Regions from separate parts of the Homo sapiens genome. Here region 2 is linked to region 1. The links are chromatin contacts, found by Hi-C or POLR2A ChIA-PET in ENCODE. All regions are on one chromosome and are shown on one strand. Each heading gives the region's core, a stretch centred on a gene start or an enhancer-like site at or near the end of the contact. The rest is flanking DNA. Distances are from core to core; before and after follow the strand shown.

Region 1 (3,653 bases), core at 641-3,140:
GCATCATAAACACACTGCTGCCTTTATTGAGGTCATATGCCTATGGAGCAGATAAAGAGGTTTAAACAATGCTAAATAAGGTATCCCTTCGCACTGTCGTTGCTTATACAGGGCACCTAAAAAGAAATCATTCCTTTAAGCTTGTTATCTGGTTCTTGTCCATTCCTCTCTCATCCTTCCTTACCTCAGATTCTTAGGGTTTTACTGTCATCTTCCAAATCAATGATTCACTGATCAATACTTTCAGTCCTGCACTCTAATCCTAAATTACTCCTGCCCATGCATCACTTCTTCCTGGATATCCTACCTGCACCCTAAACTCATTTTTGGTCTAGAACTGAATTTGCCAGCTTTCATACAAACCTCTACCCTTTCCTCTATTCTCTGTACCAGTCGTATTGTTCTTATTTTATCCTGCACTCCCTGTAGAGTACACTTTGGCCTCCAACATGCTATTATGCTCACAGTTGCAAGTATCACTGGCTTCCTGGCCACAGACCAAAAGCCATTTAGGCTGTGCAGGCACAGCCCACTTCCAGCTACAGAGGCTCAACAGGCTAAACAGTTTCCCAGCCCCCCATTGCAGCTATAAGGTGGGCATGGCCACAATTCCAAGAACACACCTGAGGTGAAGTATGCAATGGGACTTCTGGGAAAGCTCTGCCTCCCTGATACAGGAGCTGGGGGAAAACTGTTCTGCTTAATCACCTTGAAATCAAGAGAGCACAGAGCTTCAATAGCTGTGCACCCGCTCAAAAAGCTTCCGTGGCTCTCAACTGTCAAGTGAATAAAATCTAAGCTCCTTAGTTCAGGATTCAAATGCCTTAATTATCTGGTCCACATTTATGTTTCAAGTTTATGTCTTTCTATTCCCCTTCATATTAATACAGAATAACTATATTATTTTCTTTTCAAGCTTACAACGTGCCAGATAACCTGCTAGGTACATGACATATAGTATTCACTGTCCACACTGGCCCCTATGTGGTCAGTGTTATAATACTTATTTTACAGAAATTAACAGGATCAGAACTCAAATGTAAGTTTCTCTCCATAAAGCCTCATGTTTTTCAACCCTTATTTCTTGGGTATCTTCTGTGTGTCAGACACTAGTACACCATACCACTTCCTCTTCCAGTTGGATTTTCTATCTGTCCCACTCCTTTAGGGTTATTCTTCTGGGCTCAGCTCAGAAAACTGTTTCATGGGCAATGTCTCCCCTCAAGATGCAGCAAAAAGCCATCAGTGATCACATTTTTCTCTGAAAAAAGAGTGCATCTTTATTTTCTTCTTTTAATCCTTCCTACTTCTAGTATGGTAATATAATTATACCTTACTCCAAATTTGAGGATGCAAGCTCTTGACTAAGGCAAAGTCTGCTGCTTATTCATTTTGTAACTTTCCCCCACTAACCTCCCCCACCGTGATAATAATAAGAAACAACAGTTACTGGGCCTTCACTATGTGGAAGGCAGTGAACTAACACTTTACACATTCTTTTACTTATTCTTATGATAACTCTATGGATTATATTACCCCCATTTTACAAGAAAAGAAAAAAATGTGGCAAAGTTAAGTCATCTGCTCAAGGTCACAAGCCTACTAGATAGCAAAAACAGATTAAATCCAACAGGTTCAGTAGAAATAATTTTTTAAAAATTTTAATGGTATACTACACCTCAGTTTTTATCAACAAAGATACAAAAGGTCTAAACTTTAAAGCACTTGGATCAAAAGGCCCCATTAGGAGTTGACCCAAGTTGTAAAGCCTTTTTTACTGCCAGATTTGAACAACGGGGATGGGTTTAAGAATAACCTTCACTGAGCTTCTCTGGCCAAATTCTGTGTGGGAGGGCAGGAAAGGGAGGAGTTTAATTCAGTATTATCTAGGCCAAGGGATCCGTGCCCAGTGCAACGTATGTGCCAAAGATTTTAGGCCTAAGTTGAAATCTTTGTGCGATTTTGCGAAAGGGATGGTGTGTCCTACATAATTAAATGTGCCTTTAGAGCCAGTATCATATTATGGAATTTGAATGGCTTATATTCAAAGAAATTGATTCCTGCCTGGGAAGGTTATGATGAGGTTGATAACTTCTTTTACGGGTTCCCAAACTGGACCAAGAGCCCACCTACATATGATTTATCTGGGGTGGATGAAAAAAAAATGTATAGATTTCACAGTTAAGGAATAGGGGTGAGTGCCACGTACAAAGTTCACCAGGGGTTTCTGATGAGCTGCAAGATTTGAGAGCCACTGGATTCCAGTTCACTCCACATCTTAACAGCTAACACCTTTGTAACTTCTCCACTTAAAAATAACCAAACAAAAAATCGGAGGGTTTTCTCCTAGTTTCTGGCTTTAGTTTCCAGTAACTGCAATTTTAAAAAGTTCCAGATGATGATTCTTAGGTCTCCTTCAAATGTGGTTACACACACAAAAGGTCCAATCCTAAAGAATCCACTCTCTGGATTTCAGTAATGCCTATTGAGTTTTGTTTGTATAACAATATCAGCTCCGTGCCTGGATAGGATTACACAGAGTCAGGGAGAGCAAGCACGTTCTGAGGAAAGCAGCTTGCCCTTCAATAATCTGATAAACAGGCGTTAACAGAAGCACCACAAGTACTGGATGCCCCGGTCTGCGAGCCTTTGTTGAACCATATGTCAGAGTGCTCCTAGCTCTGCAGAAGATCAAAAATATGGTTGCCCAGTTAAAAGTCATTCTCTGAGCTGCTTTGCAGGAACAAGAGGGAAAGGAAGGGCTTTGCTTATAAGAATGGAATAAATAGTCTCAATATACAATTTGACATCTGAAAGGGCAAAAAAAAATCATCCCAATACGATTCAATAATACATATTTACGTACACACACATACCCTTACATGAACACATTTATGATTCTGTTATCAAGATGGCATTTACACAAGTGTACATATGTGTATATATGTTATTTTCTAGCAGTCTTAGATTATTCCAACAACTTGAATCATTATCAGCTAAAAAATAAAGAAAAATATAAAATTCAGCTAACTACTGGAACTTGCACTGATCAAGACCTCTGTCACCAAATTGACCACAATGTTAAAATACACATCAGCTTCTACATGATGAAAGAGGAATCAAGAGGGAGTAAAAGAACAACGCACAGCTCTCAGGGTCAAAACTAAGTTCTGACAATGTCACTGGCATACCATATACGCTGGCCCAGAGACAGACCGGATGTAAACTTGAGTAATGACAAGTAACTTTAATTAAACTCTCCAACTGCTTATACGTCTGATGAACTTCAAAATGTACTTGCTCATCAAGTTAGGGTCTCTCAGAGTGGTAATCCTTTCTTATCAATCTTTGACAAACTATTAAATTTCCCATTTTTCCCCTGACCAATGGTAGAATGCCCTCTCTCCTTGTGATTTACAAGTCGTCTCAGAAATTAGAAAATGATGTACAGCTAGTGCAATTCATTTTAATAGGAATTTGAATGGCTTCTCTTTCCCTTTTTCGAAATACAATATCCTGAATTGTCCTCTCCGTCCATGTGATAAATCACTTGGGTGCAGAAAATGAAGAATTTTTAAATGGCAAGATAAAAGGCATGATTCTGTATTCTCTGTTTATGAAAGGGCTGCTCTTTGAAGTGACAAAAGCTGTGG
Region 2 (4,142 bases), core at 1,107-3,606, 39 kb before region 1:
GGAGTTCACGACCAGCCTGGCCAACATGCGGAAACCCCACCTCTACTAAAAAATACAAAAATCAGCTGGGTGTGGTGGTGGGTGCCTGTAATCCCAGCTACTCGGGAGGCTGAGGCAGGGAGAATCGCTTGAACCCAGGAGGCGGGGGTTGCAGTGAGCCAAGATTGCACCATTGCACTCCAGCAGGGGTGAAAGAGCAAGACTCGGTTTCAAAAATAAAAAATAAAAATAAATAAATAAAAGAACAGGATATTAAATATTTCCTAAGAAAATATAAACATACATACACGTTAAAAGCAAACTAGTAGTATATGCACAAAACTAGTGCTAGCTTTTATTTGAGAAGAAGGGGAGAAGGGTCTGGGGTTAGGAAACAAGGAAATGAGGTTTGTATGAAACATTTCAACTTTTCGCCCAGAGAAAATAACTATGTATTGCTTAGAATAATTAAAAATCAATCATAAAAATAAAGTAGCCTTAAAAATTTAGTCCAACTCCTCTTAAGTCAACTCAGCTATCAGGACTTCGCAGAAACAGACCTAAAATAAAAGGAGTTTCAGCAGTTATGGAACGATGGCTCCCAGCAAAGTCTGTAGTTAAGCACCCCAGTCCTTCCGGACCTGCTATGGGTATACGCAGGATTTGTTCTATGTGTAGCTGTAGCTACTCCTCTGGATTTGTTCTATGTGTAGTTGTTGCTACTCCTCTGTAGCAAAGAAAAGAAAAATACAATGTCTCAGTGCATTTATCTTTTGATGACTGTGTGGGCTTCCCTCACACTGCATCATCACCTATTTCATTAAGTTCATCACATTCTCTCACTAATTAACCTTTAGCAGCACCTGGGCTTCAGTCAGCGAGCGTAAATCTCATTCCCATAACTTAGGGTGCGAGACTCTGTTTTATTTCAAATCCATCTTTCAGGGAGAGCTTTCAAATACGTTGAATCCTATAGCACTCTTTTTCATCACCTACACATATCTTTTCACCGCATTTCCAGTTTATAAAATAAAACCCTGTAAAATTATTCATGAAATTTCCCATGCTGCAGGTTCCCATAATCTATTCAGGTAAGAAATGCAAAAAACAAACCATCCACCATTATGTTGATTTGAAAGCATTAATTGTGGCCATGGTTTTATGAAGAATGTTATCTATTTCCATCCTGTACAAATTTAGGAGAAACTGTGGTTTCCTGTTCCAGGGTGTTGTCCAAAAATGACTCCACAGAAGTCTGCAAAAATAATCTTTGACGTTTTGTTTCAAGAGGAATACTTGGAGTGTTTCCCACTGAGAGAGGAAATGGGTTTGTCCCAACTGCAAAAGGCCCAGTGTACTCCAAAGACTGCAAGAACAAACGCAATTTAGGTTTGAACAATGTTTAATGAAATCATTATTTCACAAACACTCCGGGAAGGAACTTTTGCTGTGATATCAAACTGTTCTCCAGCCAGATGGCCTGACTTCCCTGAACTTCAGTTTCCTCAACTATAATGTGAAGATGAATTGAATTACCTGCCTCTTTATGAGATTTATTGTAAGGAATAAAACAAGTGCATTGTGCTTGGCAGAGTGCCTGACACATAGTAGGAGCACAGTACAGGTATTTTACACATGTATACATGTGTGTGGGTGTGTCTTCTCCTTTAATAAAGCATTAGATTGAGCATAAAGACGACTCAAGATATAGTATACTGAGCAATTTAGGGAAGAGCAAGTCTTTATATTCCATGTTCATTATAGGAACAACCTGGTTTAACAAAACGCATAATGAATAAAAATAGTCTGAAATAATTCTAATATGAAAAGATAAAATACATTTGCAAGACCTGATGAGTTGCTATAAGATATATTAAGATACTCTAAAGTATAACTCCACTTTGGAAAAGAACAGCCTTAACTTGGAAAAGATAAAAAATGCAAATGTTCCTTCAGCATTTTCCTTTAATTCTGACTCACTGAATGTGAAGTTTGCCAACAGAGGATTTCAGGGCCAAAATGGGCTGCTCAGAGGTCAGGCACACAAAGTGCTTTCCCTTGACCAAAGATCATACAGAGCCTGCCTAGGGCAAAGACTGCAGCAAGGCTGTGACTTCAGCCCCACCCAGCAGTCACAACCACGCGTGAAGGTGGGGGCATGGCGAGAGAGAGTGCAAACATGGAGGGAGGTTTTCACCTCTACCCCAAGCCTAAGAGGCTTTTCACTGCCAGTCCTGTAGCATGAGGCACTCCAGGACATGCACTTCAGCCAATGCAAAGTGTGCATGAGAATTGCCTACGTCCTCAGCCACAGCTCAAAACCAGGAAAGGCTCCAGGTTCCCTAACACTCATCAACTAGAGTAACAAACCCTTCATCTGCATAAGTATTTACAGCTCATGGCAGGGGACAAGGCGTCTCTGCAAATACTTTCATAAAGTCTGAGGAAGAAGACAAGGGGAAAAGCAAGCTGGATCCAAAGGGAAGCTCTCTATATAGAATGCAATTATGTAAGAGTTTAACAGTGGAAGCAGAATCAGAAATTCGTCCGTCACAGGACAGAAGGCTGTCTTAAGCCTCTGTCTGCATCTCTTCCAGAACAGGAAGTCTCTGTGAATATCTGGACATGTTGACCAGCCCAACTTTAAGGCAGAGATTTTTTTTTTCAAAGATCATTTATTTGTTTTGTTCTGGATTTCCAGACAAAGAACATGCTTCATACAATCATTTGAACCTCTTCTATCTTCTTGGCTTGAGTTTTTGGAGCAATGAGCAACCTGGAATCCCCGAAGGAGGGAGGTCTATTAGAATTTTCTGCAGTGATAGCCATGTTCAGTGTCCTCGCTGTCCAAGATGGTAGCCACACTGGCTCCTGAGCCCTCAAAATACAGCCGGTGAGACTGAGTGCATGAGTGTCCTGGGGTGCTAATAACAACACACCACAAACTGGGTGCCTAAAACAACAGTTGTTGTCTCACAGCTCTGGAGGGCAGAAGTCCAAGATCAAGGTGTCAGCAGCACTGGGCCCTTCTCAGAGCCATGAGGGGAAGATCTACTCCATGCCCCTCTTGAAGTTTCCCGTGGGCTGATGGCAATCTTCGGGGGGTTCCTTGGCCAGTAGATGCCTTGCCCTGATCCATGCCTTAACATTTGTGTGGTGTTCTCCCCGTGTGCTTGTATCTCCATCCAAATTTCCCATTTACATAAGGACACCTGTTATACTGGATTAGGTGCCCATTCTACTCCCGTATGGCATCATCTTAACTCATTATATCTGTAGCAACCTTATTTCCAAAGAAGGTCACTTTCTGAAGTACTAGGGGTTAGGAATTCAACATATGACTGGGGGAAAGGGGAAACAACTCCACTCCAAACACCGAAGAATTGAATTTTTAATTTTATTTTTCCATCTATTTGAATGTGAATAGCCACATGTGGCTAGTGGTTACTGTACTAGACAGCACAGTCGCAAAATATTGTCCCTCTCTCTCTATTTTTTGAGACAGGGTCTAGCTCTGATACCCAGACTGGAGTGCAGTGGTGCCATCTTAGCTCACTGCAACCTCCACCTCCTGGACTCAAGCAATCCTCCAACCTCAGCTTCCTAAGTAGCTGGGACTATAGGCATGTGCCACCACACCTGGCTAATTTTTCTATTTTTAGTAGAGACGGGGTTTTGCCATGTTACCCAGGTTGGTCTTGAGCTCCTGGGCTCAAGTGATCTGTCTACTTCAACCTCCCAAGTGCTGGGATTACAAGCATGAGCCACCACGCCCAATAAAAATATTGTCTCTCTTTCACTGTGCTTTTACCAAGAGCTTGCTGTGTTCTAGGTACTGTGGCAAGCTCTATGCATAGAAGGCACTGGTGCCACCAGTTACCCAAGGAGGAAGCCCAAGTTCAGAGAAGGTAAATAAGGTACTTTATTCAAGGTCAATGAGCCTCAGAGTCAGGAAGGGAATCCAGATGGGTGTTTTTTTTGACTCTGAAGCCTGTTTCTTGAGCTGCCCCAGTGGCTGTTTCCTTTACAATTTAAATAAGAAACCACCCTAGGACCTGCAACCGTCACATGGATGACTACATTCCTAGCTGCTTCTTATAGGAAGACAATTCATCACTCGGATATTAATTGCTATTGTACGAATTAATTACTTGCTATTGTAG

Evidence for each region. Hi-C counts contacts between places; a loop is a spot of excess contacts on that map. ChIA-PET counts read pairs that join two places held with the same protein, here RNA polymerase II (POLR2A). Pooled maps may share reads with other maps.
Region 2: a loop to region 1 is called in a map of heart right ventricle, with 5 times the contacts of the local background. The contact joins two enhancer-like sites. A Hi-C loop is called at or near these places in 11 of 168 maps with a recorded cell type or tissue (Right ventricle myocardium inferior, cardiac septum, heart left ventricle and 2 more) and 11 of 50 pooled maps. POLR2A ChIA-PET finds 5 or more read pairs at or near these places in 4 of 52 experiments (A673, AG04449, GM12878 and 1 more).

Annotation. Positions count from the first base shown.
Region 1 is chr3:61,806,933-61,810,585 of GRCh38, reverse strand. All of the region lies in intron 2 of PTPRG (protein tyrosine phosphatase receptor type G), which reads right to left. Among named protein-coding and RNA genes, the nearest start is that of PTPRG, 250 kb to the right of the region's middle. Within about 2 kb of position 1,890, at least 13 of the 41 ENCODE cell types and tissues checked have a DNase peak (open chromatin) inside an H3K27ac peak, as active enhancers do; they include heart left ventricle and heart right ventricle, where a contact is called at or near this core.
Region 2 is chr3:61,846,250-61,850,391 of GRCh38, reverse strand. The region is part of intron 2 of PTPRG (protein tyrosine phosphatase receptor type G); the gene reads right to left. Among named protein-coding and RNA genes, the nearest start is that of PTPRG, 290 kb to the right of the region's middle. Within about 2 kb of position 2,356, at least 22 of the 41 ENCODE cell types and tissues checked have a DNase peak (open chromatin) inside an H3K27ac peak, as active enhancers do; they include heart left ventricle and heart right ventricle, where a contact is called at or near this core.